5 separate regions of the Mus musculus genome follow, and regions 1, 2, 3 and 5 are each linked to region 4. The links are chromatin loops, found by intact Hi-C in ENCODE. Cell type or tissue: heart. All regions are shown on one strand. Region 1 overlaps Stx1b (syntaxin 1B). Region 2 overlaps Prss36 (protease, serine 36). Region 3 holds the start of Pycard (PYD and CARD domain containing). Region 4 holds the start of Cox6a2 (cytochrome c oxidase subunit 6A2). Region 5 overlaps Itgam (integrin alpha M).

The links. A loop is a pair of places that touch in the nucleus more often than their neighbours do. Peaks named below come from ENCODE experiments on the same cell type or tissue, not always from the same donor. Only the 100,000 strongest peaks of a DNase experiment are listed, where the experiment ranks them.
Region 1: it touches region 4 in a loop (3-fold over the local background); 2 of 42 quality-filtered maps call a loop at or near these places.
Region 2: it touches region 4 in a loop (2.8-fold over the local background); 2 of 42 quality-filtered maps call a loop at or near these places.
Region 3: it touches region 4 in a loop (3-fold over the local background); 22 of 42 quality-filtered maps call a loop at or near these places.
Region 5: a loop joins it to region 4, with 6 times the contacts of the local background. A loop is called at or near these places in 31 of 42 quality-filtered maps.

The regions. Positions count from the first base shown.
Region 1 is chr7:127,814,004-127,819,003 of GRCm38, reverse strand. It overlaps Stx1b (syntaxin 1B), which reads left to right. Exons shown (of 10, transcript NM_024414.2): 2 at 3,584-3,658; 3 at 3,841-3,940; 4 at 4,017-4,091. Among named protein-coding and RNA genes, the nearest start is that of Stx1b, 8.0 kb to the left of the region's middle. In heart, CTCF peaks have their summits at 2,756 (motif pointing right) and 4,544; DNase peaks (open chromatin) are centred at 2,813, 3,543, 4,603 and 4,973; H3K27ac peaks cover 642 bases.
Region 2 is chr7:127,939,572-127,944,571 of GRCm38, reverse strand. It overlaps Prss36 (protease, serine 36), which reads left to right. Exons shown (of 15, transcript NM_001319147.1): 6 at 3,369-3,535. Among named protein-coding and RNA genes, the nearest start is that of Prss36, 4.7 kb to the left of the region's middle. In heart, a CTCF peak has its summit at 2,313 (motif pointing right); no DNase peak of the experiment used is centred here; H3K4me3 peaks cover 55 bases; H3K27me3 peaks cover 1,288 bases.
Region 3 is chr7:127,989,794-127,994,793 of GRCm38, reverse strand. Pycard (PYD and CARD domain containing) reads left to right here and starts at 927. Exons shown (of 3, transcript NM_023258.4): 1 at 927-1,411; 2 at 1,623-1,679; 3 at 1,829-3,421. The coding sequence starts at 1,141. The coding sequence ends at 2,082. In heart, a CTCF peak has its summit at 2,792 (motif pointing right); DNase peaks (open chromatin) are centred at 1,043 and 2,783; H3K4me3 peaks cover 1,283 bases; H3K27ac peaks cover 1,252 bases.
Region 4 is chr7:128,205,705-128,210,704 of GRCm38, reverse strand. It overlaps Cox6a2 (cytochrome c oxidase subunit 6A2), which reads left to right and starts at 4,339. Exons shown (of 3, transcript NM_009943.2): 1 at 4,339-4,482; 2 at 4,669-4,805; 3 at 4,893-5,000. The coding sequence starts at 4,410. The coding sequence ends at 4,976. In heart, a CTCF peak has its summit at 2,305 (motif pointing right); a DNase peak (open chromatin) is centred at 4,314; H3K4me3 peaks cover 1,188 bases; H3K27ac peaks cover 1,295 bases.
Region 5 is chr7:128,095,366-128,100,365 of GRCm38, reverse strand. The region is part of intron 12 of Itgam (integrin alpha M); the gene reads right to left. Among named protein-coding and RNA genes, the nearest start is that of Itgax, 32 kb to the left of the region's middle. In heart, a CTCF peak has its summit at 2,043 (motif pointing left); no DNase peak of the experiment used is centred here.

The DNA of each region.
Region 1 (5,000 bases), 390 kb after region 4:
TGGGGGGAGACAGATACAGACAGACAGACAGAAAGAGGTCAAGAGTGAATTAAATGGGGTTGGAGAGATGGCTCAGCAGTTAAGAGCACTAACTGTTCTTCCAGAGAACCTGGGTTCAATTCCCAGCACCCACATGGCAGTTCCCCACCATCTGCAACTCCAGTTCTAAGAGATCTGGCACACTCGCACAGATAGACATGCAGACAAAGCACCAATGCACATAAAGTAAACTCTCTTTTTTTTAAGTCAATTAAACGGGCAAGCGCATGCAGGACTACACCGAGCACTTCAGAGTGCACCCGGCACTCCATCAGCCTCTGCAGTATTTGTCAGTGTTGCAGTTGTGCTGGCCAGTGGTTGTCACAGAGTTCGTTTGTATGCTTTAGGCAGGCATTTACTATGTTAGTCCTGTGTGGCTTGGCACTGGCTGTGTAGACCAGAGTGGCCTCGAAGTCACAGAGACCCACCTCCCTCTGCCTCTATTGTAGTTAACAGTGCGGGCCTGCCAGGTATAAGCCTGCTTTGGAGACAGGATTTTACTCTGTAGTCCCAGCTGATCAGGATCCTGTGCAGGCTAGGCAGCCCCTGCCCTTCACACACTGAGCCATCTCTCCAGACCCTGTTTTTGTTTAAGATTTAACAAAATGATTTTATTTATTTATTTCTTTATCTATTTATCTATCTATTTATTTATTTAATTTATTTTGTTGTTGTTGTTGTTGAAACAAGGTTTCTCTGTGCAGCCCCGGAGGTCCTGGAACTCTGTAACTCTGTAGACAAGGATGGCCTCAAACTCAGAGGTCTGCCTGCCTCTGTCTCCTGACTGTTGGATCTAAAAGGTGTGTGCCATCACACCGAGCGAGCGAAAGAGAGAGAGAGAGAGAGAGAGAGAGAGAGAGAGAGAGAGAGAACACACATGAGTACAGGAGCCTGTAGAGACCAGAAGAGGGCATTGGATCCCCTGGAATGGAGTTACAAGCAGGTGCTTGTTAGCTGCCCAACATGGGTACTGAGAACTGAACTTGGGTCCTCTCCAAGACCAATACACATTCTTAACAGCCAAGCCATGGCTCCAGCCCCTCTCTCTAGAGAGTTTTGGTGAAGATCCAAAGACATACCGAGAATGTAAGATGCATGCAGAGGCACTGGTAGGTGACGTTGCTAGCTTGGCTGGTCAGGATGCAGAGGCCTGAGTAGGAACTGGCCCAGGAGGAAATGAGCCCATGCAAATGGTTGCTGAAGAGCCTTCAGGGGAGCAGAACTAGGGTGGCCAGACCATGGTGTCCTGGTCCCAATCTGCCTGGTGCCCTTGGGCAAGTCATTGTCCTTTGCCCACCGGGCTCCGTGCTCCTTCATCTATGAAATGGGAACAGTGTTTGCCCAGCTTTTCTCACTGGGCTGTGGTGGTGAGGATCAGAAGGGATTACAGCCGTGAGTATCCGTGTACACAGGAGTTTTAGCTTTCCTTGTGGTCATTAGCCAAACCAAATCACCTTAGGCCCTTCTACCTTTTTTCCTGTCTCAAGGGCAAGTAAATAGGCAGCCTGGATACTCTAGGAAGAATCTAAGGCTTTGAAAACAGGCGAGACTGAAATAAGACTTTAGGAAGGACTTCCTGGAGTTGGCATGGGAAGGGAAAGAGACAGAGAAGAGGAAGGTTCCCGGGTTCCTAGGCTGTCAGAGGTTCCCCTGCCATGCGTGAAGCTGGCCAAGAGTAGGTGGGAGGGAGGAGGAGGAGAAGGTCAGCAGGAGTCTGTGGCCCTGGAGGAGGAGACACCGGAAAATCGCGATGAGAAACTGGTACATCCTACAAATGAGCCCAGCTCCTGACAGGCTTCCAGGGCCAACGTCTTCTGGTGTCTGTCCTGAGGCAGGTGGAGGCTGGAGAAGCCAAAACTCCTAGCAGGGTCTTTGAGACCTTTTTTTTTTTTTTTTTTTTTTTTTTGGTTTTTCGAGACAGGGTTTCTCTGTATAGCCCTGGCTGTCCTGGAACTCACTTTGTAGACCAGGCTGGCCTCGAACTCAGAAATCCACCTGCCTCTGCCTCCCAAGTGCTGGGATTAAAGGCGTGCGCCACCACGCCCGGCCTCTTTGAGACCTTTGAGCTCGGTTTGAGAAACAGGTGACTTTGGCCTGCCACAGGAGGTCCTCTCTGGGTTATGCTGGTCTCAGAGCTGCCCTTACTTGGCAGATCCCAAGTGATCTTAGTGTCTTAGTTGCATCTTGGTCCCATCTGGCTCTGTCTGGGTTCAATCCGAACAGACTGAGATACATTAGAGCCAAGTGCAGTTCCTTCATAGCCTGTCTGACTTCCAGGAGGGCCTGTGTGTGATCTGCCCCAGGCCCGTCAGCTCTCCCTTCAGGTCCCAGAGGCTCCGCTTGATTTCAACCAGGCTCTCTTGGCTGCATTGTCTGAACTCTGGCTCAACCTGTCTGTGATGCGGGCTGAACCCTGGCACTGCTTAGACCTCCAGATTTAATGTCTGTTGATGGCTGAGCTCAACTTTACCCTGAGAATTCTGTTCCAGGCAGAGAGGAATGGGGATCCCAGGGGAGCCCTCTTGTACCTTCCGCCCAACTCTGGGCGAGAACGTGGTTGTGGGGCTCGAAGATGGTGGGTGAACAGGCAGCACCCTCCTCCTCTCCCTCTGTCCACGTGTCAGCAGTGCAGCTCTGCCTGGGTCTGTGTGCCTCCACGTGGGTGTTGGGGGGCCTATTTCTGTGTGCCTGTGTGTCAGCTCCTCTGTCTGTGTCACTGGTCTGCCTGGAGATGGCAGTGTGGGTGGGTGAATCCCTTTGTGTCTCTGAGCCCTGAGGGTGGAGGGCTGAGCAGCTGCAGGTTGCAACTGGGAAATCCGAGTCAGAGAGAGTTGGTGGGTGTGTGGTTGGAAGGGACTGGAAGGAAGTGGGCGGCTGCGTGGGGAAGAGGCTCTCCAAGAGACAGTGCAGTGGGAGGAGGGAGTGTGGGATGAAGTGGGTCAGAGAGTACTGCCGACATGCTCAGCCGGCCCTCACTGGGCCTGGCCCTGCTTGCTCAACTTGGCCTCAGCAGCCAGCAGCTTGGTAGCAATGGGACCTTTAAGAGGGGAGTGGATGGTCAGGTTGTAGCAGGGAAAGGGGAGCCCTGGGTAGGCGCTGCTAGGAAATGGTAGGGAGGCTCACAGTTCTGGAAAACCGTTCTAGAATCCTCCTTGGAGCCCAGAGCCAGTCATCACCAGGCTGACATTTAGCTGGGTGTTGAAAGTATTGAAATTTGTCCATATCCAGCAGTCAACAGCAGTGCCTCTTTCCCAGGGACACTCTGAACAGATGAGATTGTTCAGATCTCAGAAAACGCCTTTAGCTGACTCCTTTAAGGGACACTGGCATCTAGGACACTGGTCTACAAGGTATCCAGTGCTGGCTCTGAGTGTTGGTGACCTTGCCATCCCTCTTGATGAGGACCCTTCCCAAGATCCCTCCTCTGAGTCTAGAACTGATACCGTCCATGTTATGTGCGCTGGGTGGAGGGACAGAAAGGTAGAGTCAACCTTGAGACGCAGGGTAGGGACTGCTCATGGATCTGGCCTTGCTTTGCTTCCAGGCGAAAGACAGTGATGATGAAGAGGAGGTGGTCCACGTGGATCGAGACCACTTTATGGATGAGTTCTTCGAGCAGGTAGAGCGCCCGGGTAGCCCTGGCCCAGAACCTTGTCCCTTCCCCTAGCTTTCTTTGCCTTGTGTATTCCCTCGTCCCTGCACACTCCTTGGCCTTCACGGTTTGGCCGATTTCACTGAACGCTGGCTAGGTCTCATCTGGCCCTCCAGCCTGGATAAGGTGTCACTGATTTCCTGCCCCAGGTGGAAGAGATCCGAGGCTGCATCGAGAAACTGTCTGAGGATGTGGAGCAAGTGAAGAAACAGCACAGCGCCATTCTTGCCGCCCCCAACCCCGATGAGAGTGAGTGCTGCCTTGTGGGGCCCAGGGCCTAGGGCCCCACCCCTGTTCTCACCTCCCAATTTGCCTTCTCCCCCAGAGACTAAACAGGAGTTGGAGGACCTCACGGCAGACATCAAAAAGACGGCAAACAAGGTCCGGTCCAAGTTGAAAGGTGAGGACCGCAGTTCCGCCACTGCAAACAGCTCTCTGCCCCACATTAGATCAGAGAAACCGGGACACTGGGGGGTCAGAGTCCTAAACATTGAGAAATGTACAAGCCCACTTTTGCCCACGTCCTTTGGAAACACTTGACAGGGAAATGAGCCAGGCAGTGTTTCCGCCTGAATTGCACCTGAGAGCCATCAATCAGAAAAATACAGATTTCCAGCCAGTGACGGTGGGGAGGTCCCGTAATCCCAGCACCGGGAGGCTGCCACAGGAAGAGTGAGAGTTCCGGATGCGTGTGGGCTGTGTAGTGAGACTCTGTTTCAAAGAATCCAGGAAGGAAAGGGGAAAGGCTGAGAGGAACTCGCTTTTCCAAGAGGTTTTAATTTTGATCAGTCCTCGTTTGGCCTGAATAGGCTCCGAGCGCGACACTGAGCACCAGTAGGTGGGCTCAGCAGAATTAGCATCCTCGGCTCAGGACAGATTGGACTGTGTGGCTGACATCAGGGGCTGGCACGCTTTCAGGAGGGCCTTGCCAAGTGCTCATGTAGTCACTCCAATTTAAGAACTTGGGTGCTGCTAATAACCACCTTCCCTCAAAGCATTGTGGGTTGGGAACCTCCTTGTCTGCTGGTGCCAGGAGAATAGCAGTGTTAAGGAGCAGCCGCTCACGTACCCTGGCAGTTCAGCAGTTAAGGCATTTACCAAAGCGTCTATAGCTCTAAGGCTCACTGCTAGGCTTTGGAAGGGATTTTTTTTGGGGGGGAGTGGGGGAAACGGTTGTCCCCAAGGCCACTAATCTTGTGTTGGGAGATGGCAACACAAGCTTCAGGTCCTTTTGGACTTAGGAGGAGGTCATGTGAGAGCCTCTGTTGCTAACCAATAAAAACAAGCCCTCTGTACTCAGAGTGTGTGC
Region 2 (5,000 bases), 270 kb after region 4:
TCGGAAGCTGAGCCTAAAGAATGGGACCCAGGCGGAGCTTGGGAGATTTGGTTCTGATCCACGGAAAATTCCTAACCTCTTTTTATGTACCCGAGGTTGCCCGGCCTCACCTTTTCTCCGTTTTTGTTTTTGGTTTGTTTTTTTTCTTTTCTTTTCTTTTTTTCTTCTTTTTTTTCTTTTCTTTTCTCTTTTGGATTTAGGTCAGATTCGGGTTCCATCCCAGCTCTTTCAGACAAAGCATTCCCCCCCTGCACATTTCCTCCTGCGAAAAGAGGAAAACAGCTCCCGGGGTGTTGGGTGACGGGGCAGAGAAAACCCAAGTAATGCCTATCAGCAGTGGCTAGCACAGTGGTGTTGGAGACGGACTCTTTTTCCATCTTCTGCCACCCCTATTACTGGCTGTTACTTTGCTGCTAGTAAACATAGCTATGGGTACATAGCTAGTCTACATCTGCTTGGTCACACTTCTCCAGGACTAGGGGCTTTGAAAGGCGCTTTGTGGAGGAGATGCCATAGCTGCGGCTTGCAGGGGTACCAACAGGAAACGGTGATCATGAACACCTAGGAAATCTTTGTGGAAGGAGCCAGAGGGTCCTGACAGTGGGCCTTCACAGCAGGAGATCACTGGGAAGGAGGCCGTGTGGAGAGAGGATGTGCTAAATAGAGGCCATCCTGAAGGCCCTGGGGAAACCCTGGGTGCTACACCGAGTGGCAGGGCAACGCTCACAAGGATGCTGAGGGTGGGTATAGAAGATCTTAAAGTCATGCTGAGACTGAAGGACAGAGTAGTGCCAACCAGTGGCACTACCAAGGCCCCCAGACCACTCTAGCTGAGTTCCAAGGACAGGCTCAGCCATAGCCTGACCTCTCAGGATTCTGGTGAGTCTAGAAGGACCTCTTCACATCCCCTGTCCCTCTCTGGTTCCTGAGTCTTTTCATCAAAAGTAGCACCTGGGCTGATTGCAGTGGCGCACACCTTTCATCTCAGCAGTCTAGAGGCAGAGGCAAATGGATCTCTGGGGGTTCAAGTCGGAATGTTCTACATAGGGAATTCCAGGACAGCTAGGGCTACAGAGGGGGACCCCGTGTTAACAACAACAGCAGCAGCAACAACAACAAAGGTAGCAGCTGTAAGCAGTAACATACACCTGGAATCCAGAATGTTGGCACTGGGGCCCCAGGCTGAGCCTGCAACATCCATTTACTCCTGGAAGTAGCAGGTACAGAGTGAATTAGGAAACTGACCACTCAGGAGCCGGGCTGACCATTCACATTCATGTAATGTGCACACAGACAACCAGGCAAAACACTCACATGCATGATAATAGCTTATGCTGCCTGCACTGGGAAGTTACACTGAGGATACAGAGACACAAGTGGGACATCTTGGGAGCTAAGTGGGGAAGCTGAGTTAAAACGGGAGTCAGGGAGGCTGGAGAGAAGGCTTGGCAGTTAAAAAGGAGTTGTTGCTGGGCAAAGGACCCAGGTTTGGTTCCATGGCCGCTCACAACCAACTGTAACTCCAAATAACTCCAGTTTCAGGGTATCTTGGATTCTTCTTTGACCTTTTTTTTTTTTAACGTATTATATGTAAGTACACTGTAGCTGTCTTCAGACACTCCAGAAGAGAGCATCAGATCTCATTACGCATGGTTGTGAGCCACCATGTGGTTGCTGGGATTTGAACTCAGGACCTTTGGAAAAGCAGTTGGTGCTCTTAACCACTGAGCCAGCTCACCAGCCCCCTTCTTTGACTTTTGTATGCACACACTAGGGACACATGTAATGTGCACACAGACAATCAGGCAAAACACTCACATACATAATAATCTTTTTAAATGGAGACAGAGATGACACCCATATTCTTTTTGTTGCTGTGTTTTTGCTTTTTTGTGTTTGTCTGTCTTTCTTTTTTTTTTTTTTAAATATTTATTTATTTATTATATGTAAGTACATTGTAGTTGTCTTCAGACACTCCAGAAGAGGGAGTCAGATCTCGTTACGGATGGTTGTGAGCCACCATGTGGTTGCTGGGATTTGAACTCTGGACCTTCGGAAGAGCAGTCAGGTGCTCTAACCCACTGAGCCATCTCACCAGCCCTTGTCTGTCTTTCGAGACAGGGTTTCTCTGTGTATCCCTGGCTGTCCTGGAACTCACTCTGTAGACCAGGCTGGCCTTGAACTCAGAGATTTGTTGTGCCACCATGCCTGGCTAACACCCAGGTTCTTTTTTTTTTTTTTTTTTTTTTTTTTTAATATTTATTATTGTATGTAAGTACACTGTAGCTGTCTTCAGATGCACCAGAAGAGGGCGACAGATTACAGATGGTTGTGAGCCACCATGTGGTTGCTGAGATTTGAACTCAGGACCTTCAGAAGAGCAGTCAGTGCCACTGCTGAGCCATATCTCCAGCCCAACACCCAAATTTTTATCCTAAAGTCTAGTTTCTGTGTTTGGTAAATGGATACAAGACCATATCCAATACACATGATATTTTTGTGTAAAGGTTGCTCTGCTTTTGAACAAATACCCACTCCACATCAGGGTTGACAGTTTGATGGTTTTTAGTGCTAACATATATACATTATTGTCTGTGGACCTTGTATAGTTCACAACCTATAGCATCTGTAACAGCTCTTGCCGGATGCTTACAGGGGCCAAATATAAGAATAGGATTTAGAGAGAAGAAAGAACAACAGGCCAGGCAGTGGTGGCCCACGCCTTTAATCCCAGTACTTTGGAGGCAGAGGCAGGCGGATTCCTGAATTCTAGGCCAGCCTGGTCTACAGAGTGAGCTCCAGGACAGCCAGGGCTACATGGAGAAACCCTGTCTCAAAAAATGAAAGAAAGAAAGAAAGAAAGAAAGAAAGAAAGAAAGAAAGAGAGAGAGAGAGAGAGAGAGAGAGAGAGAGAGAGAGAAGGAAGGAAGGAAGGAAGGAAGGAAGGAAAGAAAGAAAGAAAGAAAGAAAGAAAGAAAGAAAGAAAGAAAGAAAGAAAGAAAGAAAGAAGCAACAGATAGTGTGATGGAAGTGGTAGGCTAGGGAGCCATCTTTCCCCCACCCCCCCCAAGACAAGGTCACACATAGCCCAAGCTGGCATTGAACTTACTATGTAGCTGATGATGATCTTGAGTTTCTGATTCTTCACCTCTAGTTCCCAAGTTCTGGGATTACAGGCACGTGCCAGCACACCTGGTTTATTCAGCCCTGGGGACTGAGCACAGCCTTTGTGTATGTTAGCAAGCAGCCTGCCAACTGAGCTACATTGACTCGATAGAGGCATGTTGGTGGCCACTGAAAGGGACAAAGCAAAGGTCTGGAGAGATGAGTGTTCCATACCTAACTCACAGTATCTGTTCTGCCCTCAGTCCCTCTGCCTCTGCCCTGGGTTCTACAGGAAGTGGAGCTAAGGTTGCTGGGAGAGGCTGCCTGTCAATGTCTCTACAGCCGTCCTGGCCCTTTCAACCTGACTTTCCAGCTGTTGCCAGGGATGTTGTGTGCTGGCTATCCAGCGGGACGAAGGGATACCTGCCAGGTAAGATCTCCTAGCCCATAGGAAGCACCTAAGCAGTAGATGAAAATTTGAGCCTCATCTTCAATGGAATCTTATCTGGGGAGTATAGCTCATGGGTACAGTATGTGCCTAGCACCTAGGAGGTGCTAGGTTCAATCTCTGGCAACAAAACAAAACCCCAAAGACAGCCAATGGAGCCTGACATAGCAGGAAGCACTTGTAATCTTAGCACTTGGTAAATAGAGGAGAAGCCAGGTGAACCGCTCAGGGCCTGTCTGAGCTACATAGTGGTCATCCTAAGCTACGTGAGACCCTAGCTCAAAACAAAACAAAAGAGTATCAATGAGTAGGACTGGCACAAAGATTATAGATGGATGGATGGAAGCTAGGACTCAACACGTGTACTGTTACCCTTGGGAGTATGATGCAGCAGAGCCCCAGACTCCCAAGTGCCAATTGCTGCTACATCTACCCTGCATCCCATGAGGCAGGGGTTGTGGAACCCAAATTATGTCAAGTGAGAAAATGAAGAAAGGACAGACACACATACAGCAAAGCTGGGGTTAGATCCCCACGATAGCTGGGAACTTTGAGGTGTTCACTGGGCATAGCACAGTGACAAGGTTTAACTAGTCTTAGTAGGAGGTCTCTGTAGACCAATAGTTTGGGGCTGCAAACTTCTCAGAGGAAGCTGCAGCTGCTAGTCTTTACACACACTGATCACTTGTTTTGGACTCTGGAGTTGAGCTCTGCCACCCATCTTGAGCATGGCCCATATGTGGATACAGCTTTGCCAGTATCCCATGGTTCCAAGGCCTTGGAGCCCTTGACCTGGTCTCGTCCACGTCAACAGTATGCTCAAGAATTTGCTCTCTCGGGGCATCCTCCACTCCCTTTCACAAGTCCAGCGCCACCAGCTGTTAAATATTCAACTTTGCCAAATGTTCAAACTTCATATCTGGAAGATGAAAATAATATGCAAGTGTTGTTATCATAATTAATGACCTCACTAAGATCTAAAAAGCTATTAGCTATTATTTTTCTTTCTTTTTTTTTAAAGATTTATTATATGTAAGTACACTGTAGCTGTCTTCAGACACACCAGAAGAGGGAGTCAGATCTCCTTATGGATGGTTGTGAGCCACCATGTGGTTGCTGGGATTTGAACTCCGAACCTTTGGAAGAGCAGTCGGGTGCTCTTACCCACTGAGCCATCTCACCAGCCCCGCTATTATTTTTCTTATTCCAAAGCCCAGCCTATATAACACAACACTTGTTGCTTAGTAGGTACCTAACAAATAATTATTGAGAAAAATGAATTCTTTTTTTTTTTTACTAATTTTTTAGATATTTTCTTTATTTACATTTCAAATGCTATCCCCTTTCCTAGTTTCCCCTCCGAAAATCCCCTATCCTCTCCCCCCACCCCCTGCTCCCCAACCCACCCACTCCAGCTTCCTGGCCCAGGCATTCCCCTATACTGGGG
Region 3 (5,000 bases), 220 kb after region 4:
TCCCCCACAAAAGCACAAGAGCTACAAAAAAGTAGCTTTGTTCACTAGCAGCAATATGATCTAGATGGGTAGATGGAGGACTCTTAAGACTGGACTCTCGGAGGAAGTAACATTTAACCTGAGGGTTGAGGAGCCAAGCATTTGTCTGAGAGAGAAGCAATTTCAAGGTTTAGGGAACAGCATGTGCAAAGAATTGAAAAAGCAACTCCAGAGGAACTGAGCTTGAAGATAAGGGTAAACTGGCAGTGTGGTATAAAACAAGACTGACTAGATCAAAACTGGGATGGACCAGTAGACCCCCAGCCATGTTTAAAGCCAGTTAGGAATTCTGGGTACAGAGCAGGCTCCAAGGTCATCCTAACCAGCCCAGGAGTAAGGGGGTAGCTAGCTGTCTACTCAGGTCTCTACACTCCAGTTGTCATCACACTACAAAATATTTAATAGCTGGGGCATTTGGTAAGGTTTCAAGAAGCCTTAGCCCTTCCAACCCAACCCATCATGAGCCCAGGTCCCCCACCTTCTAGCAGATGTGAGGCTGAGAGATGGGAGTGACAAAAACTTTTAGCTGAAAGAAACTAAGGTGAAGACATAGTCACTCTCTTTCGCACTTCATTTTGTCCAAATCTGTGGAATTCAAGGGGCTTAGTGTTCTAGCTGTTAAAATTCTAATATTCAATGGCATGTGAGTGGATCCTAAGATCTGGGGAAACAAAATTTGGGGCGTCTAGATTTCCAAGATTCTAAACCTCTATGCTCCAAGAAACTCAACAGAAACAGGTTGCTTTTCAGCAACAGCTGGTTTGCAAGTAAGCTCTATTGAGTCTCTCAGCATCTCCGGACCTGCCAGAGTAACAACTTAGCTCCACCCTCTGTCCCCACCCCACTTCCTCCACCAACCCACCTCCACCTAGTTTCTTCAGCCTAGCCAAAAAGCCAAGTCTGAAAGTCTTAGGGGCGGAAACCAAAACTAGTTTGCTGGGGAAAGAACAGGAGCTGTAAGAAAAGAGGGTGGGGGAGTCCCAGCATGCCCATCGGCCTAAGCAGCTGACTTCCTGGTCTTGGCGGGCTGGCAGCAGGCAGGCTGCAGCAGGCGAGCAGCAGCAAGAGTAAAAGGTGACCGCGGCTGCCCACCCCAGAGCCATGGGGCGGGCACGAGATGCCATCCTGGACGCTCTTGAAAACTTGTCAGGGGATGAACTCAAAAAGTTCAAGATGAAGCTGCTGACAGTGCAACTGCGAGAAGGCTATGGGCGCATCCCACGCGGGGCCCTGCTGCAGATGGACGCCATAGATCTCACTGACAAACTTGTCAGCTACTATCTGGAGTCGTATGGCTTGGAGCTCACAATGACTGTGCTTAGAGACATGGGCTTACAGGAGCTGGCTGAGCAGCTGCAAACGACTAAAGAAGGTGAGTGTGTCCCCTTGTTCGTCTACCCTCAACTTCCTGCACACCAGCAGAGGCTTGCCTCTTTGGCGCTTAACTGTTCCTCCTGCCATAGCCAAAAAAAAAAAAAAAAAAAAAATCTTCCCTTTGTAGCCTTGAACTTAGCACCGTGGGTGGAGTGGGAGTGAACCCCTGAAAGTCTGTTGATAAAGATCCACCTGGCATTTCTTTGCAGAGTCTGGAGCTGTGGCAGCTGCAGCCAGTGTCCCTGCTCAGAGTACAGCCAGAACAGGTGAGGCCTCCCCACCCTACCACACCCTTGCACAGCCTATCTTTGCCTATGTAGTCATGGTGGGTGGCTTTCCTTGATTCTCCAACCCCTAAAACTGCGTTAGTAAATTTTGAAGCAGTTTTAAACACTGCTTTCACTTCCACCCTCAGGACACTTTGTGGACCAGCACAGGCAAGCACTCATTGCCAGGGTCACAGAAGTGGACGGAGTGCTGGATGCTTTGCATGGCAGTGTGCTGACTGAAGGACAGTACCAGGCAGTTCGTGCAGAGACCACCAGCCAAGACAAGATGAGGAAGCTCTTCAGCTTTGTTCCATCCTGGAACCTGACCTGCAAGGACTCCCTCCTCCAGGCCTTGAAGGAAATACATCCCTACTTGGTGATGGACCTGGAGCAGAGCTGAGGTATCTTTTCCAGCTACATTATCTAGCTCCTGACTTTGTATACACAATTTTTGAAAAAACAATTTGTATTTGTGTTTACTCTCTGGGATGTTTTTGCTGAGCTAAGCTACATTTCCAAAGGCCATATGTGGCCCAGTGGTAGAACATATACCAAACATGCACAAATCAGTCTCCAACACCTAAATTCCACAGACCCAAGTTATGGCTTCTCCATTCTAGTGCAAAGGCTTCTCAAATGATTCCTGGCTCCCCATTTGGGAGCTTTTCCCATATTATCCCAAAAGGCTACCTTTGAGAACACATGTAACATTATCCAGGTCAAGCTAAAAAGCGAGAGGGGGGGATGGGAACCAGGTAATGGTTAATCCCAGCAACCAGGAGGCAGAGGAGGCTGTTCCAGAACAGCCAAGGGTACAGAGAGAAACCCTATCTCAAAAAAACAAAAACAAAAAAAAAACAGGCAATGGGGCTTAGAAAGGCACCTAGAAACAAACCAGTCCGTAGAAGACTTTGGGCTCTGGGAACTCCTGTCTAGACAAGGCTGGCCTAACTCAAGAGATCTGCCCAGCTCTGCCTCCTGAGTTATGAGATTAAATGCATGTATCACCATGCCCAGCCCAAGCCTTTTTTTTTTTTTAATTATGTGTGGATTTTGGGGGTGGGGCTGTTCATATGTGTGCACCATTTCATGCAATGCCAACCAAAGCCAGAAGAGGGCATCAGATCCCCTGGAACAGGAGTTACTGGCTGAGCCTCCACACAATGCTGGGAATTTAACATGGGTTTCCCCTGGAAAAAGCAGTCGTTACGACTGCAGAATCATCTCTCCAACCCCAAGGGCTTATCCTTTAAAGAAATGAAGATCGTATTGTGTGAATATAAACACGGGTGCATGTCTGCACAGAAGCTTGAAGACAAACTCCAGAGTTCTGTTTCTTACCTTGAGGTAGGGAGGAGTTCCTGTTCTTTTTGCTGCATACTAACTCTGGGCTGTGAGCTTCAGGGCCATTCTGTTTCTCTCATCTGTACTTTCAGGTCTCTCAGCAGTGCTGAGATTAACAGGTATTGCCATCATTCAGTGGACAGAAGACAAAACCAGGGTGAACGAAGCTCTCTACAACCGAGTTTCATCCCCAGTCCAGTAGCTACTCTTCCAAGTGTTATTTATGGTCCTACCTATGGAATTTTTTGAATCTCACTTGACCCCTAGATCCCTGTCTTAAATAGGCCTGGGATCAAAGGCCTAACAAGTTCACGTGAAATCTTATTAGTGATTGGAGAGGACAAAAAAGGTTGCCTTTTATTGGTATGCACAGTCTATTAGAAGGGTCCTTTGTGAAAATACACTGTGGCAATGGTTTATTTCGTCTTAGAGATACTGAAAAGTAATATTCTCTGAGCCAGTGTTTGTGCATGCTTTGAGCATGCTGAGACAAGTAGACTTCAAGGTTTCCATGAGTTGTAATCCAAGTGTTTGGTGCCAAGTGTGAACAGACAGTGGGGTACATATGGAAAACTGTATGAGAGATGATGGGGTTGGATGGGGCTTAAGGACTAAGTTTGCAGTTCAGGTGTCCTAAGTATCTGTTATTATGACCAGCTTTGGTCTCAGGTCTAGCAGGGAGGTCCAGTCAGAGGCCTGTTGCAGTAAAGGCTTTAGACTAGACCAAGTCCACTGGTGGAGGGAATGAAGTTGATAGGTGTTTGGTATTCTAGGCCCCCTTGGTAACCTGCTCATACCTCTACCTCTCCTGTGAAAATAGTGCAATCATGGAAAAAGTAGAACACAGAATCTTAAATGCCCTGTGCATGGTGGTACCTGCCTTTAATCTCAGATTAAAAGCTCCCAGAACTCTGAGTTGTAAACTCCAGTAATTCAAACATGGTAGAAACCAAGGTCCAACACTCAAGGTTGCACTTTTGACCTCTACATACAAGCCCTGGTATGCATGCCTCCCCCCAACACACACACACAAAGGGACTCCCCTCTATTCCTTTGTATTTTTTCCTGGGAGAACTCAGTTCTAAGAAGTCTTAGATTTCTGGTATTAGAGTGATTTAAGAGTAGAAAATCAAAAGGATGAAAATTCAAACCCCAGCTTCTTATTAGTGATGATGAAAACTGTATGTCAGAATCCCTCCACAAAGTGAGAATAACAAGACCTAGCTCATCACTTAACAGCACTGGGACAGACATGCACATTAACATCAATTCTTTCCAGTAGGGCATCCAATTCCATCTGGGCACCCGGGCTGCCACCCCTGAACCAGCTACACAAAAGACTATCTAAAAGCACCTTCCAATCCTGGTTGTAACTAAAGTTAACCCACCAAACAGCCCTACGCATCTCCAGTGGCCAAAGCTAGACAAACTAAGAATTCTGCAATTTTGATTGCTTTAAAAAACACAAAAATATTTTAATCCCAGGGATGTTAGACTGCTTTGAACTATTTGAAGCACCTGACATGATTTGCCTTGAGCTCTAGCAGAAGCATGGTTTTGCCAGCTATAATTTCTACAACTGTGTGACATTTGGAATTCTGGGAACTTTTCAGAGGGTACATAAATGCTAGGGCCCCTGAGAGGCATGGTTGGTGGTTATTCAAGGGGGGACTGTTTGCAGTTTGTTAATAATCATGGTCAAAGAAAATAGCTCAACTCAGGGATTTTGCTAATACCTTCTCCCCTCTTTATCTATTGGTAGAGGGTAAAACCAGGGGTGATAGGATTGGGATAAAGGGTGAGAAAAATAACCCACAAAGTATAGAAAACCAACTACAGGAAACACTACAAGCAAGAATGACTACTGTTCAGATCAAGCAGTCCTGCCCAGAGCCACAACAGCTGTTTTAGGCACTAACAAACTGACAGAAGCTAGACTTGTCACCAGCAGTCTCAAGCCCCACTGGAGTCACT
Region 4 (5,000 bases):
TGAATCAACCAAGTAGAAACAAAAAGAACTATACAAAGAATCAACAAAACCAGGAGCTGGTTCTTTGGGAAAATCAACAGGATAGATAAACCCTTAGCCAGACTAACTGGAGGGCATAGAGACAGTATCCAAATTAACAAAATCAGAAATGAAAAGGGAGACATAACAACAGAAACGGAGGAAATAAAAAAAATCAGATTAGAAAGAAAGAAAGAAAGAAAAATTCAAACAAGAATATCTTATGCAACTCAAAATTTATATTACTGGGCATCTCTAACAGTATGGAAGACATCACAAACATCAAAAGTCCTACCTCAGAAAGCAGCCAGTGTGATGTTACATAGTTACTACCAGCCAGAAATAATTCAGACAAAAGTTATTTAGAAAAACATTTACCCTAAAGATTCAATTATGTTACTGAAACTGAGAGGATAAGAGAGTTACTAACCATAAGATAAGGATGAATAATGATCAAAGCAGGTCCATCTTTCCCTGTGGTGTTTGCTCTTCTCGAAGCTATTTCTACATTAATGGTGTTTTGTAATGGATGGTGCCATAGACTCTAGGAATTTGCAACTGTAGTTCAGTGCAAGACTTCTTGTCAATAGCCAGTCTAGAGCCTGGGGGTTTGTTCTACACAAGTGTCTGTTGGACTCTGGAGAGGTGACGAGGTCAGGCAAAGTCCAAGGAAGAAGGGCAGGCCTGGCTGCTTGGACTGAACGGGTAGAAAAATGGAGCAACAGCCAGGGTGGCTCTGAGGCTGTCTGTAAGTTACAGACAGATTGCTCCTATGTTCCCTGTCTTGGTCATTGCAATTGTCTCCAGGGTAAAAAAGGAACTGGGAGGAAGATTCATGCTGGGAAATCCCAGTGCATGCAATGCCTGGGTGTTGGTGACCTGTTCAGCAGCTAAAAGACTGCCCGGGAGACTCTATCTGGGATACTCTTTTTTAAATTGCTTTAATCACAAGCTGTTATAATGCCCCTAATACTCACTGGCTATCCCTGACTGGTTAAAACTGGTTGCTGCTAAAGATGTGAGGACAAAGAAAAAGAAACCTTTTCTCTTTTGATTTGTGCTTCTTGGATTACTCAAGTACTTCTCTTCAAAGATCTTTTTTCCCATTTCACATCTTTCACTTTATTTTCTGATAACTGCTTAAAAATAACCTCTTCCTGGTACTTAGTTATATCACATAAATCCTTTTCGCTTTTTAGAAGAAATCATAGAACTCTGACAACCTTCCTGGAGACCCTATGACTCACCCAGATAGTTCACACATAGCCACCCAGACAGGCTTAGTGTGTAATGATAACAACAACAACAACAATAATAAACAACAATGAGTTTTCTCCTGTGGAGGAGTCAGATGGAATTTATAAAACTAGACTTAATTGGGGCTAAATAAACTCCGTTTTAAAATTAAAAAAAAAAAGAATTCTGAAATTTTGATTTCTTTTTTAAAACACAGAAAAATTACATGACTGTGATTTGTTTTATTCCCAGGCGTAGGGGTGTGAGGCTGCTTCCGACAGTCCGCAGCAGCTGACTATGATTTGCCTCATGCTCTGGCAGAGGCACGGTTTTGCCAGCTGCAGATATTTTCTACCATTGTAACCTTTTGGAATCCTGGGAACTTTTCGGAGGATACATAAATGTGAGGGCCCCAGAGGCAGGCTGGGAGTGTTGGTCACTTGGGGGTGGGGGGGGGTGGAGGGGTTGTTAGTAGCTGTGGTTAAAGAAGAAACAAAAGGGAGGACATTAGATTCAGAGATTTCCCTAATTCTTCTCTCCCTTCTAACCTTGTTTCTCTTTTACCCAGTGTTGGAGTTAAAACCAGGGGATAAAAGAGGGGAGCAGAGAAGAACCCACAAAGTAGCAAAGACAGGTACAGGTGAGTTTGTTTTTTCTCCGCCTGAAGAAGAAGAAGAAAAAAAAAACCCTTCCAGTAATTGGAATCTAACTTATGCATGGTGCAAGGATGCTACAATTGCTACAGATGTTACAGATGCAGATGCTACAGTTCTCACAAGGAAACAGTTATGACAAAACCCTGCTAAATGTGGTGGTATGCACCTGGAAAAACAGCACCAAGGAGGACTTACAATCCAAGCCAGGCAGGGGTACTCAGTGAAAGCCAAACAAAAGAAAAAGAAAGAAAACAGCAGCTGGGAGTGCGAGTTTGCCTTGTGTACCTAGCCTCTGGGTTCCGTCCCCAGCAGCACAAAAATCAACATCATAACACAGAAACCTGTAGAAAATTGGTTAAGTAAAAACCTCCATGTAGGTGCTCAAGTGTACCACACGATGGCGGTAGAGGACAGTAGTGACCTTTGCAGCATTCACTGAGTGGCTGCAAAGAGCAGAGAAGGCAAGGATGGGAATTCTCAGCAAACCTCTGAGAGGCTACTTAGGAGGAAAGGGAGACCTAGAGCCTCTGTAAGTACAAATGTTCCTCTTACTGTTTTCTTCAGTAGCCATAATGGAACTAAATAGGGAGGAGATTAGAGGAAACTGTGTATGGAGGTGGGGTGACAGGAAATTTTAAAGTCACATTTCCACAGCAGTCCCAAAATCCAACAGGACAAAAATGACTATGGGAAGAATTCATTACAGAAAGAGGAACCTGGGTAGATGGAACTATTCCATTTCTATGACATTTATTTACTTGTGGGGCCTGGAAGCATGAATATCTTTTACCTTGTGGGTCTTAGGGATCAAACACAGTTTGTCAGGCTTACCAGCAAGCACCCTTACCTACTGAGCCATCTTACTAGCCCAAGTTTAAAGTAAATGAGAGGTATAGGTGTAGAGCCCTTATTACTTTCCTTTTATAAGTGGATTAGATACATCAAACTTTGCTCAGAGCTAGAGGCATCCTGTTAGACTGTAAACCTGAGTACAGTACAATCCACACCTAGACCATAGCACTTATGGAACGAATGCAGAAGGGTCATGAGTTCAATTCCAGCCTAGCCTACATCGTGAGAGCCTATCACAGAGAGAAAGAACAGAAAGTCCTGTGGCTGAGAATATAGCTTGGGCTACAGAGCTCCGGCTCTTACAATCTTCTCTCCCCCTTTGCCTTTAAGCTTCTTGGGTTGGCTAGATGTATCAGTGGGCAAAGGTGCTCACTATACAAGCCTGGTGGCCTGCTCTCGGCTCCCAGGAGAGTATGCATCATAAAGTTGTCCTCTGAGCGCCACATCCGTGTCACATATGAGCACACACCAATACCAAGTGAAACACAGCAACAACCGAGCCTGAGCTCAGTGGGGGAACATTTAATTAGCATGCACACAGCCCTGGGATTCAATTCCCAGATAATTTTTTAAATGGGCACCTAACTAGTTTTAAGCATATTACTTGTCTACTCTGTGCTAGCTATTGAGAACAGAATATTAAATGAAGTCATTCCGTGCCACTGTGAAAAAATGGTGCATATTTATTTAGATAGACAGTCCAGAGTTGCCCAGGATAGCTTTAGTACATATTTATTTAGATAGACAGTCCAGGGCTGGCAAGATGGCTCAGTGGTTAAGAGCACTGACTGCTCTTCCAAAGGTCCTGAGTTCAAATCTCAGCAACCACATGGTGGCTCACAACCACCCGTAATGAGATCTGATGCCCTCTTCTGGTGCTAGAAGTCAGCTACAGTGTACTTATGTATAATAATAAATGAAGCTTTGGGCTGGAGCAAGCAGGGACTTAGTGATCGGAGTTGACCAGAGCGAGCAAAGGTCCTAAAAATTCAATCCACAACAACCACATGAAGGCTCACAACCATCTGTAGAGCTACTGTATACTCACATATATAAAACAAATAAATCTTTAGATAGACAGTCCAGTGTAGCCCAGGATAGCTTTGACCTTGGTACGTAGTCCAAGATGGCCTTGAACTCCTGACCCTTCTGCCTCCATGTCCCAAGTGCTGGCTGGCATTATAAATAAGTGCACCACACTGAGATTGTGTAGGAATAGGGAAAGAACTCAGGACATTATGGGTACTTGGTAGGCAGACACTGCAGGCAGTCTACCAACTGAGCTACACTCCCACCCCCACCCCACCCCACTGTAAAATTTGTTTTAAAGACAAGATCTTAGGTAGTTCAAGCTGTGATCAAACTCATTAAGTTGATAACAGTGGCCTTGAACTCTGATCCTCCAGCTTACATATTTCAAGTTTGTATCACTTTAAATCTTCTCTTGCCAAAATAAAAGGCACATTGCATCAGCTGCCTGAAGAGGATCTCCTGCCAGTCAAGACCCACTTTAGATAGAGAAAGCCCCTAAAAATAGCCATCCATGTGCGGGCTCAACAGGTGATTGGCTCTGAGAGGGGAGGAGAGCCTCTCGACTGGGTGAAGGAGACAGAGAAGGACAGTGCCATTCCTAGCCTCCCTTTGACAATGGCTCTGCCTCTAAAGGTCCTGAGCCGGAGCATGGCCAGCGCAGCCAAAGGAGACCATGGAGGGGCAGGAGGTAAGTGGGGCCAGGCCTGACTCTGATTTAGTAGCCTAGCCGATCTGTTCTCTTTGCCCGGCTTCCCCCTCCTTCTGTCTCCTGGCTCCTCTCTCCTGATCTACCAGGCACTGATCTTTCAGACCTCTAGGCCCAGGGATAGTTTTTGCCTATGAATCTACTCACACCCCACCTTTGCTCCTCCAGCCAACACCTGGCGCCTCCTGACCTTTGTGCTGGCTCTTCCCGGCGTAGCCCTCTGCTCCCTTAACTGCTGGATGCACGCTGGCCACCACGAGCGCCCAGAGTTCATCCCGTATCACCACCTCCGCATCCGAACCAAGGTACGCCAGAGGATGAGCGAGTGAGAGCATGCAGGGGGATTGCGGGGAGGGACTGTGGTGGGTGACCTGTCTGCCTTCTCTCTGCAGCCCTTCGCCTGGGGGGACGGCAACCACACGCTTTTCCACAATCCCCACGTCAATCCTTTGCCCACCGGTTATGAGCACCCTTGATGTCTCAGCAGACACGCTCTGCCA
Region 5 (5,000 bases), 110 kb after region 4:
TTACACAGGCAACACAAATACAATGTCAAAAGAGTAGCCCTTTTAGTAGATTAGAATTCTTTGTAGAGGCAGAGAATAAAGTCTAATTTGGCCATAATCCATTGACTGGATTAAAATCAAAATTATAGCCAGGCAGTGGTAGCACACCTTTAATCACAGCACTCAGAAGACAGAGGCAGGCAGTCCCCTGTGAGTTTGAGGGCAGTCTGAAGTACCTCAAAATCTCAGGGTTTTGAGAAACCCTGTCTTGAAAAACCAAAAAAATAAAGCAAAATAATATTTATTGTTAATTAATAATTACTTAGTAATAATTATTATTTATTATTGTGGTGGTGGTGGTGGTGGTAGTGGTGGTTGTTATACGGCTATAGCTCAGTGACTCATCCCATGTTCTTGAAGCTCTGGGTAGTTTAGTCTTTAGTACTGAAAAACTTTGCTACACAGAAATTTTTGTGTCACCTACCAGTAAAAATGTCTTTTTCATATGTTCATTGTAAGCATGTAGCATCCAGCCCTGGAACTGAGCCATTTATAGTCCATTTATTCATTTGTTCAACAAAGACTTTTTTGTTGAGCACAAAACTGGGTAGCAGACACTGTGCCTTCAAGGACGGTCAGCATAACAATGTGGAAAGAAGAGCAAGAAACAGATAAACAGGGATGAACTGCAGCTTAACCCAAGAGAAGTCCCGGGGAGGAAAATAGAGATAGTAGAGAGGACATCATGCTGTGACTCACAACACTGGTCTCTGCCCCCAAACCCCACATGTGCGCATGTGTGGGCACGCGAGCACACACATACAACACAGACACAGAGAGGGAGAGAGATGAACACACGTGCACACACCGAGACACACACAGAGAGAGACACACACAGAGAGATGCAGAGAGAGACACACACACACCATTACAGGCTGTCTTGCTCACCACCCAGTAGAGGCACCGAGACTGTCCTGAAGTCAATAGCATTTTTGTTTTAAGGTCAGATTTATTGAGGGTAAATTTTGCATAAGATAAAATTCAACTGTTTTAGTATACAGTTTTAGAGTTTTGGCAAACACACCGTCATATGACCACTCTCAGGATATGACGCTCTCCTGATGTCCCACAGATGGCCTCTTCCCTGTGGGCAATCCCTAGAGACCACTGATGTGTTTTCTGTTCCTGTGTCACAGTTGTCCTGTTCTAGACTGCTGTGAGCATGGCTTCCATTATTCCCGTTTTTCACCTAGAATAATTCACTGGAAGTCTCTCATGGTGTTTGCATACATTGGTAACTCACTTCCACTGCTGATGAGTGCTCTGCTGTGTAGGCACGGCACAGTTTACCATTCCACCCTCCAGCTGAGGGCTTCTGGATTGCGTCCAGTTTGGCATGATTAGGAGCAGAGCAATGGCAAACATTTGCACATAGATTTCCATGTGAACATCTGTCTCTATTTCTCCTCAGTAATGCTTGGTTACACTGCTGGTGTATTGGCGGAATGTTAAATCTCATTAAAAGTAAATTTTCTTTGGATCCATTTCGTGTGATGTGAGATAAAACAGTTTGTTTTGGATTTTCAGCCCCTCTGTCACTTGTTGAAAAAGCCTTTCCATTACAGTTTCTTGCACCATTATTGTATATCAGCTGACCAGTTATGACAATAACAACATAAAAGGTGGTAGAAGAAGCTGTCAATGAATAGGGGTTTTTGGTTCTGTTTTACTTTTTTGTTTTTTCAAGACAGGATTTCTCTGTGTAGCCTTGGCTGTCCTGCAACTCACTCTGTAAACCAGGCTGGCTTTGAACTCAGAGACCCATCTACCTCTGCCTCCCAAGTGCTGGAATTACAGGTATGTGTCACCATGGCCTGACAAATAGCTTTTTGTATTTTGTATTTTGTTTTTTAGTGTGGGTGAAATTGTCATCCATTAAAAATAGCCTGCTATGAGCTAGAGAGATGGCTCAGTGGTTAAGAGTACTGGCTGCTTTTCCAGAGGTCCTAAGTTCAATTTCCAGCAACTACAACCACATGGTGACTCATAACCATCTATAATGAGATTTGGTGCCCTCTTCTGGTATGAAATAAATAACTATATCTAAAAAAAAAAAAAAAAAGACTGCTGTAACTATAAAATGCTTTATGTAAGCCCCAAATACACAGAGAAAACTCTATAGCAGAAACAAAAAATTAAGATATGTAACTATTTTTAAAAATCATCAGGGATAGTCCCACGGTCCCCAGAGGACTCTCTATGCCCCAGGTGTCCTAGCACGCCCAGGATCTTAGGATCACGGGTGAGTGGAACGCAACATCTGTTCCAAAACAATCGTGAGAGGCCTGTGCCAGCAGGAGCAAAGGAAACTCCCCTGACCAGAGGCTTGGGTTCCTTCTGGTCAGCGATGGTCTACCTTAGTTTCGAACACAGCGGACAGCCCCACAGTCCCCAGAGGAGGTACCACTTCCAGACGGTCTAACACGCCCAGGGTCTTAGGATTCCAGGATCCCAGGATCCCAGGAGCTTGGTCACACCAGGATCTCAGGGTCTCAGAGGAAGCTTGACTGCCAAGAACTCTGGCACAATCAGAATCTCAGGTTAACAGGATCCTGGAATCACAGGATCAGAGAAATCTGGACTCTGAGGAGTTGTGACTCAACCGGAATTACAGGAAGGACAGGCTCCAATCAGATATATTGAGGGCAGCTAGCACTTGAGATAATCAGATGGCAGGAGGCAAGCATAAGAACAGAAGCAACAGAAACCAAGGTTACTTGGCAACATCAGAATCAAACTTTCCCATCATAGCAAGTCCTGGATATATCATCACACCAGAAAAGCAAGATATGGATCTAAAGTCACTTGTCATAATGATGATGGAGGACTATAAGAAGGAAATAAATAACTCCCTTAAAGAAATACAGGAGAACACATCCAAACAGATGAAAGAATTGAACAAAAACATCCAGGATCTAAAACTGGAAGTAGAACAATAACGAATTCACAAGGGAGACCACTCTGGAACTAGAAAACCTAGGAAAGAAGTCAGGAGCCATTGATGCAAGCATAACCAACAGAATACAAGAGATAGAAGAGAGAATCTCAGGTGCAGAAGATACCATAGAAAAGAAGAGACCATAGAAGATACCATTAACACAACAATAAAAGAAAATGCAAAATGCAAAAAGATCCTAACCCAAAACACCCAGGAAATCCAGGACACAATGAGAAGACCAAACCTAAGGATAATAGGTATAGATGAGAAGGAAGATTTCCAACTTAAAGGGCCAGTAAATATCTTCAACAAAATTATAGAAGAAAACTTCCCCAACCTAAAGAAAGATGCCCATAAACATACAACAAGCCTACAGAATTCCAAATAGTTTGGACCAGAAAAGAAATTCCTCCCGTCACATAGTAATCAAAACACCAAATGCACTAAACAAAGAAAGAATATTAAAAGCAGTAAGGGGAAAAGGTCAAGTAACAGATAAAGGCAGACCTATCAGAATTACACCTGACTTCTCCCCAGAGACTATGAAAGCCAGAAGATTCTGGGCAGATGCATACAGTCCCTAAGAGAACACAAATGCCAGCCTAGGCTACTATACCTAGAAAACCTCTCAATTACTATAGATGGAGAAACCAAGGTATTCCATGACAAAATGAAAATTACACAATATCTTTCCACAAATTCAGCCCTTCAAAGGATAATAAAGAGAAAACTCCAACACAAAGAGGGAAACTAAGCTCGAGAAAAAGCAAGAAAGTAATCTTTCAACAAACCTAAAGAAGATAGCCACATGAACAGAATTCCAACTCTAACAACAAAAATAACAGGAAGCAACAACAATTTTTTCCTTAATATCTCTTAATATCAATGGATTCAATTTTCCAATAAAAAGACATAGACTAACAGACTGGTTATGTAAACAGGACACAACTTTTTGCTGCATATAGGAAACCCACCTCAGGGACAAAGACAGACACTACCTTAGAGTAAAAGGCTGAAAAACAATTTTCCAAGCAAATGGTCCCAAGAAACAAGATGGAGTAGCCATTCTAATATCGAATAAAATCAACTTTCAACCTAAAATTCTCAAAAAAGATAAGGAGGGACACTTCTTACTGATCAAATTTACCAAGATGAACTCACAATTCTGAACATTCATTAAAGGAACTGCTAAAACTCAAAGCACACATTACACCTCACACAATAATAGTGGAAGACTTCAACACCACATTCTCATTAATGGATAGATCATGGAAACAGAAACTAAACAGAGACACAGTGAAACTAACAGAAGTTATGAAACAAATGGATTTAACAGATATCTCTAGAACATTTCATCCTAAAACAAAAGGATATACCTTCTTCTCAGCACCTCATGGTACCTTCTCCAAAGTTGATCATATAATTGGACACCAAACAGGCCTCAACAGATACAGAAATATTGAAATAATCCCATGCACCCTATCAAATCACCATGGACTAAGGCTGATCTTCAATAACAACATAAATAATAGAAAGTCCGCATACATGTGGAAGCTGAACAACACTATACTCAATGATAACTTGGTCAAGGAAGAAATAAAGAAAGAAATTAAAGACTTTTTAGAGTTTAATGAAAATGAAGCCACAACATACCCAAACTTATGGGACACAATGAAAGCATTTCTAAGAGGGAAACTCATAGCTCTGAGTGCCTCCAAAAAGAAACTGGAGAGAGCATACACTAGCAGCTCAACAGCACACCTAAAATCTCTAGAACAAAAGAAAACAAATTCACCAAAGAGGAGTAGAAGGCAGGAAATAATCAAACTCAGGGCTGAAATCAATCAAGTGGAAACAAAAAGAACTGTACAAAGAATCAACCAAAGCAGAAGCTGGTTCTTTGAGAAAATCAACAAGATAGATAAACCCTTAGCCAGACTCACTAGAGGGCACAGAGACAGCATCCTAATTAACAAAATCAGAAATGAAAAGGGAGATATAACAACAGAATCTGAGGAAATCC